Linked DNA regions of Mus musculus: all the other regions are linked to region 2. Evidence: chromatin loops called from intact Hi-C (ENCODE). Cell type or tissue: left cerebral cortex. All regions are shown on one strand.

The links. Peaks named below come from ENCODE experiments on the same cell type or tissue, not always from the same donor. Only the 100,000 strongest peaks of a DNase experiment are listed, where the experiment ranks them.
Region 1: a loop joins it to region 2, with 2.7 times the contacts of the local background. A loop is called at or near these places in 3 of 42 quality-filtered maps.
Region 3: a loop joins it to region 2, with 2.8 times the contacts of the local background. A loop is called at or near these places in 2 of 42 quality-filtered maps.

Annotation. Positions count from the first base shown.
Region 1 is chr6:32,600,798-32,603,297 of GRCm38, forward strand. All of the region lies in intron 5 of Gm46956 (a long non-coding RNA gene), which reads right to left. Among named protein-coding and RNA genes, the nearest start is that of Plxna4, 14 kb to the left of the region's middle. In left cerebral cortex, no CTCF peak of the experiment used is centred here; a DNase peak (open chromatin) is centred at 1,538.
Region 2 is chr6:32,698,556-32,701,055 of GRCm38, forward strand. No RefSeq gene overlaps it. Among named protein-coding and RNA genes, the nearest start is that of Gm32007, 43 kb to the left of the region's middle. In left cerebral cortex, no CTCF peak of the experiment used is centred here; DNase peaks (open chromatin) are centred at 1,467 and 1,806.
Region 3 is chr6:32,633,392-32,635,891 of GRCm38, forward strand. Gm46956 (a long non-coding RNA gene) reads right to left here and starts at 1,732. Exons shown (of 7, transcript XR_001785218.1): 1 at 1,561-1,732; 2 at 940-1,105; 3 at 495-569. In left cerebral cortex, a CTCF peak has its summit at 487; DNase peaks (open chromatin) are centred at 402 and 1,170.

The DNA of each region.
Region 1 (2,500 bases), 98 kb before region 2:
GTCAGAGGAGGGAGGGAGGGAAGAATGGAGTGAGAAAGGAAGGCATAAGGGATAAGGAGGATGAAAGGAATTGAGGGAAAGGAAGAGAGGATAAAGTGGTGGCAATGATAAAAATATCTTCCAAAGATCACAGATTTTCATGGGGCCATAAGGATTTTTTACTTCATTGTCAGTGTAGAGGAAAGTATGCCAACAGGACAGTTTGCATAACTCATATCATGTTCAGAATCATCCGCTCAAGCAACATTCATGGGATGCCTACCATAGGGCGCTGTGCTACAGATCAAAGTTGTCTCAGCCATAGTCACTCCCCTCAGGGTTTTCAGGTGAGTAGGGGCGGTGGCAGGGACAGTAAGCTTGTAAGCACAGTGTCCTGAGACTGAGACGTGAGGACCCATGCGAGAGTGAGGGACTGTAAGAGACAGCTGTCACACAGTCATGTTCACATTGTAACTATTCCTTCTGAAAAACCTACCAGTCCTGTTTCTGTTGTTCCAGTATTTAAAAAAGAAAAATAAGGCTCACCTCCACAAGAAATCATGACAATGATGTGTGCTCTTCTAAGGTTAAGATGTGAAATGGTGGAAAGTTGATGATAGTGCACTTTTAGCTCTTGGCATGGGAAACGGATTTGCTGTACTTGAGTACCCTTGTTTCATAAACACTGAAATGCTCCTCTGTGGAATGAAGCCAAGGGCTCACAGAAGCAGGTCCATTCATCCTTTCTTCTATTTGTTTGTTGTGGAAATATGCCCAAGAACCTGTGATGTGGCAAGTGTTTGTACCAGGAATGAAGTGGAACCCATAGCAGACAAGGTCCTTGCTCCTCTGTTACACATTCTAGGTAGAAGAGACACTGGTCAGCGAGTGAGCATCTTCTGTTGGTGGTAAGTTCTATGAAGAAAAAGAAAGCATGGTAGAGATAGAGAAAGGGAAGAGGTTCTCAGGGTAGAGAAATGGTTCTGAAGTGACAACCTCTGAGCTGTGACTTAAAGAATAATAAAGAATTAGCTGGGGAAAGGTCACAGAAAATAGAGGGTAGAACTGGCACAAAGGCTGAGGTAAGATGTATAGGGAAATAATAGTACCAAAGGAAGAAAATTAGGGGACCCATGAGAGGGTCAGTATAGGCACAACTACAAAAGAAAAGGGAACAAAACAGCCATAAGAGACATACAAATACACAGAGTCCCATAACTGCAGAGCACAGAGCTGAGTTGGGAGAAATCAGCCATCATACTAGAAAGATCATTGGGTTCTAATATTTCTTATGCTGAGTGAACCCAGCCTGGTTTCCTAAAAACCAATCCATTCTATTCATCAATCTCCCATTACTATAGCAAACATTTAGCCAATAGAATCTAAGAAAAGAGTCATTTGGAGTTGAGTTTGGGAACACAGTCCATCATGATGGGGGAAGCATGGTGGCAAGAGTTGCTGTAGCGAAGACAATGGAAACAGGGGGCAGATGGTCCCATTGTGTCTATTGTCAGAAGCAGAGAGAGATGGATGCTAGAGTTCAGCTGGCTTCCTCCTCCTCTTCTTTTTATTCAGTCTGTGACACACTCCCACACTCCCTGTTTAGGAGGTGGTGTTGCCTACATTCTCAATGGGTTTTCTTGTTAAAGTTAAACATCCCTAAAAAGACTCTCACAGACATTCGTAGAGAAGTGTTTTCTAGGTGATTCCAAATCATGTTAAGTTGGTAATCAAGACCAATCATCACAAGTCCACCCCTTGTCAACCTGGCACCCAAACATGTCACTTTAAATCCTAACATTCTACCCCTGGTCCCTAAAGTCTCATGCTGATTTTACAATAAAAATCTCATTTTTGGTTCATTTTCAAAAGTCCCCAAAGTCTTAAGAGTAACGTTCAATGTTTCCTCTAAGTAAGAATACATGATCTTAACTACAAGCCCCTATGAAATAACATACTACCCAAATACAATAATAGCTCCATGCCAGACATCTGGGCTTGTGCTAACATCCTCTAGGCTCCTACAGACTTGGGTAGCTGTGCCTCTCCAGTTTTGCCACCTGCAACACACAGCGCTTCTTACTTGGGCAAGCTCCAATCCTGCAGCTTTCCTCATTGTTCCACAGGCCTGGTACCTCCCTCCAACATCCTGGGGTCTCGAGTATAATTTGGGATTTACCTTCATATTTGTGCACAATGCAATGTTAATGCCTTCTCGTAGGAAACACAACCTCACACAGGTTACCTGGTCTCAGTTCTTTCTGGAACCTTGGGGTAAGCCTCTATGATCTAGAAATCTTGAATTCTGAATATCTATAAGACCAGCATTACAATTCTAGACAATGTTGCCAAGCACTGTGCTAATTTAAGATGTACTCTGGCCCCTTCTACTACAACTAGAGTGGCTTCCATGCTTTTGGGGAATGGGCCTTGGGAAACTTCTCTCTAACCAGTTCTTCTCCATCAGGGAGCCCTTCAGTGGCATTACCAGTTCAGGTTCTCTTCTTTCAAACAAGTTTGC
Region 2 (2,500 bases):
CCAGTGGCGTGGTAAGAGTCCATCATGGAGGCACCTAATGCATGCTGAGAAGAAGGAAAGACTTCTTAGTGATATTGGGTTAAAGCCAGAAGGATGAGCAGGCATCAGCTATTTGAAGTAGGTGATGTGTAGCTGCTAGAGGTAGCTTCTCTGTTAAAGGAGCATCTAGGTCATGATCCACAAGTCTGCCTCCTCCATTGCCACTACCCCCTAGGCATCAGTGGAGAAACCCTTTGTGGGAGGTCCCAGGAGACTCACAGCTTCTGCAGAGAACATCCCCAAGGAAGGAAGCATAGCACTGCAGATGTTAGAAATGTCTTCCTCCATCACAGGTGGGAGCTGAGTCAGGTGATAAACAGAAAAGAACAAGGAGCTCTGGATGAGCGGAGATGCCATTAGATCCTGTCTTAGACACTTGTCTGCTCTGAAAGCATATCCAAACTGGCTTAGCCTCTAGCCTTTGTTTGCTCATGTCTGAAATGGAAAAATAATATCTACCTTTGGAATTGTTGGAGGAGATGAATGGAAAGAACAAGAAGATAGTCCCAACCCCCTAGGCCCACCCTATTTTCTTAACTACTGTTCTCTCTCCCTCTTCAATGTATGTAACGCTTGTAAGAAGATGCGATTCTTTGTATTTCTAAAGTGTCCCTAAATCTCTCTCATTCCTGGTTTTCCAGACCATTCCTCACATCACATGATTGTGAGATCTTATGACCTACTTGCAGCTCAAAGAATAACTCTATCACTAAAAAGAAAAACATCAGTTTTCTGAGGGCAGGGCTGATGTGTGCCATTCACTGGTCTATTCCAGAAGCCAGCACAATGCCCATCACATACTGAGCAATCAGTATACATTCCCATGCAAGACTGGGGTCTGGGCACAATGACTCCGTGAATGCAGCCTCCAGTGCTCATCATTTTTAAAAAGGCTGCCATTCTCCTGGTTCACATCCATCTAATAGACAACAAGAGTCCCAGGACTCTTTCATACATGGGCTGCTATTGTACGGAACAGCCCATACCCAGTCTTTACTCAATTTTTAAACTGAAGGCAGGGCTTTGATTTATACCTCTTACATTTTATCTTGTTAGTTTCAGCCCATTGTTCTGGCCTGCCCAGACCTTTTTTGAATGTTCATTCTGTCATCTAGCATATTAGCTCGCCTATCTAGCGTTGCTTCATCTATCACTTGGCTAAGCACTCCTCTTATGCCTTCATGTATCAGGATAAAAAAGTCAAAGAAAACAGACATGTCATATGGATCTTTGGGGGAACAGGCAAGCTTTTTATGACCTAGCACAAGGGACATTCTAGTTGACATCCACTCATTAATCAACATATCTTGGGGATGATTTGCAACCAGTAAGGAACCCATCGGCTGATCTGTGATATTCCATTTTGCTCACAACAGTATTATGAGTCACTGTTGAGTCATTGTCTGAAATAAAACCTTTGCTAGACAAGTAACTATCATCCCTGGGGAAGCTTCCAAGGGCCAAGTCTGTGATCCACTGTCTCACTGAGGCCCAGTACACCAGCCCAGTAAGCTGCCTGGTAGAGAAACTTATAAGGAACAAGCCAGATTTCTGGAGTTGGACTCCCAATTGCCCATTGCTGGCTGGGATACTTTAGACTATGGTTTGTCAATGTATACCATTTGCTACCAACTACTTCAAAGTCTAATCGACTTCCTACCATAAGGATGTATTTCTTGTGTACATACAGCCTACTTCCGTGGAGCTGGCCTTCCGTAGAACAGTTTGGGAACCAAGGCTCCTGATATTTAAAGGCTTCTTCTCAGACACCTCCTCCAGGTCTACTTACCCACTCGGTGGAAACACAAAGAGAGTGGGCAGTCCCAAGGCAGACACACTTCTAATGTGTCCCTATGCCCATGGTCCTGTCAGATGACCAACCTCAATGCACAGAGGTCTGGGAAATGTAGGGCATATAGATGAATGGACATATTTGCTTCTGATTGTGGTGGCAGTTTCTCTCACTTTCCCATCTATGTCACTGGCATGATCATATCCCTGCTGTATAATGTCCATATTAGAGATAAGGATAGAGAGAGGGGGAGGCTGCTTTTCGGAACTGACTTGCATGATTATAAGGGCTGCAGGTTGTACATTTGTGTGTCAGGATAAAAAACTCCAGGAGTTCATGTTGCAGATTCGAGTCCAAGGGCAGTTTAGAGAATCATCTCCTATTGGGGGCCCTTCAATTGGTGGGGTTCAGCCACCCCTTGCTGTCAATCACAGTGAATGGTAAGCTCCTTTATGCCATGCTTTCTGATGTGCCCATCAGGTCTTTTTAAAAAGGACTGGCACAGCAAAACCTAGACTGATGTGTGACCAAACACATGTGAGAGCTGGCAGAGCCAACATGTACAATTAACCCCTGTGATGCTGTTGTGCAAACCACGCCTGAGAGCTCTGTGACCCTACCTTCTAGACCTGATACAGAAACAGACTCTTGATAAGAACTTGCAATGAC
Region 3 (2,500 bases), 65 kb before region 2:
CAAGTGTTATCGTGGAGCAAAAGTGCTCTCATTATGGCCCAGAAGACTCTGGGATCACAGTATGTCCTTCTAAGGCATGCTGCCAATGACCTAAGAACCTCTCCTTAAGCCCCACCCCTCAAAGATTTCACAATGTCTCAATAGATCCACCCTGAGGATACTCAAGATCCTGACTAAAGAGAAAATTTACCTGACATCAAATATGAAATAAAAAACCTGGTTATGGATGGTTGCAGATTATAGTGCCAAGCGAGCTGAGGTCTCGGGTTGGTATCTGAAGCAGTTATGTGCCTCGGATACATCCTGATGCCGTTTGGTTCAGCTGTTTGCAACTTTCTCTGTTCACCTAGTGTTTCTCACAGGCTAAATCACACATGAGTCGACGTGAAAATCGTGCTATGCTCAAATCACTCCCCGATCCATCAGCTGTGCTGGAACAGATTTATGTTATAAAACAAGCATTATTGCAGCATAAGCCGAACATCCAAACTCACCGAGGCTGTCAGCAGAGGGCCTGGAATCCGCTGACATGAAACCATCCTGATTCACAAGGAAGCCCTCCCTTTAGTCTGAAATCAATTAGGGAAGAGACAGGGCTTGCTACATGGCAAAGTGTTATTAATCAGAAAGCAACTCCTAAATCCTCATATATTTAGAATCATCCGTCATTGACTTTATAAAGTGACTTTTAAAAGACATAAATAAAGTCTGGAGAGAGAGATCAGCAGTTAAAAGCATTTAGTCCTGTTGCGAAGCACTCACATCATGATGCTCACAACTACCTAGAACCCCAATTGCAGGAGACCCAGTGCCCTCTAGACTCCTCACGCAGCTGCATTCCTGTGGTGGACATATACTCTCATATTCATAAGTAAAATCATAAATAAATATTTAAAAATAAATACTATGAGAAATAAAGATTTAGACAAAAAAAATCACCAAGAATGTGTCGTGGGATGAGCTTATATAGAAATCCACTCTCACATCTATGGTTATAGGTGATAAAAGTTGGCATTTCAGATGGTGTGAACCTCATATCAGTCAGGATCCTGGACGATTTCTGAATCACCAACTCAATGGAAAAGGATGTTCGATGTTCAGATGGCTGAGGAGAGAAAGCAGACTGAAAGGAAGAGTGTAAGCAGGCTAACCAAAGCAAAGATGTTCAGTAATCCAGCCAGTGGGGAATCCCACGCCTGGAGCACTTCAGCTAGCAGCAGCTGGCCTCCCCCTGCCCACAGCAGATGGATTTTTGAAGCATGAGCAGTCCATCCCAGCTTGAGAGTCTGGAGAAGTTGCCCATGTGCCTCAACTTGTCTAAGGGAAAGCAGCCTTGCTACCTTTCCCTGTTTCTCATCACTAAACTCCCCACCCCTGGTCTCTTACCACTCCACTGGGGCAGACAGGACTCACCCCAACTCTCTAGAAACAGCAAATAACACAACTGAAAAGCAGCTATAAATCTGAGTGGCTGGGAAATGGGGGAGGGGATTTAATAGATGGAGAGATGGCTGGTTCTAAAGTATAATGACGGGGCTAGGAGATAGGAATTGTATCTACCTCTGATGGAAGAGTCTTCATGGAGCTCTTCATAGCTATAATAGCTGTAGTTGCTATGTAGTAGGAATGTCCCTGGAGCCTGTGGCCACTTTTAGCCTGAGGTTCCAATCAGGGCACTTTACTCACATTTATTGATTAGGCCTCCTGTGTTCCCAGTAAAGCTCAGATGCATTGTGTTCTGAAAAGAGGAAAATATGTAATCTATCACATCATCATCATCATCATCATCATCATCATCACTATCAGCAGCAGCAGCACCCCCCCCAAAGGGGCATGATAGACATTCATAACACCCCACACTGGAGGCTGTAACAAGACAGCTGGACACATACTATCCTGCAGGAACGTACAAAGAGAGAGGTAACATCGTTCCTTTACATAGGCATCTGGGCTACCAGTCTTGGGTCTGTGGCTGTTTGCCCCTCTTCCCTATAAGCACGAGAAGTGCAGGGAGAATGACTAAGACATAGTCTCTGCATTGAAGGATCACCCAGTTCAGTGGCCAGAGAAGAAACAAACTGCAAGTATTATGCCTTATGTGCCATAGGAGGAAGGTGGCCTGAGATTCTAGTTACCTGAGAAGGCATTGAGGTGATTGCTGTTGGCCTGCTGCCAATCGCCGCCCATCACCACGACTTCCCAGACTCTCCACATATCGTAGCTTCAACCTGCCCTTCAAGCTGCTGCCTCTGAGCTTTTAGAATTCCTTAAAATCTAGATTCTTGTGATCCAGTCCCTCTGGTGTAGCCCAGTAGATACTCCAGGGAGCTCCCCTGACCATTTACCCAGTGACAGAAACTTCTCCTGTCTCCAGGACTGAATTGAGCTCAGAAAAGGTCCTCATTGGAAAATGAGTTGTTTTAATTTAAGTTTGATCAGTAGATTAATTTGGCAGCTATATTTATTAACCTTTGCTAGTCCCCAATAACCACACAGAGAA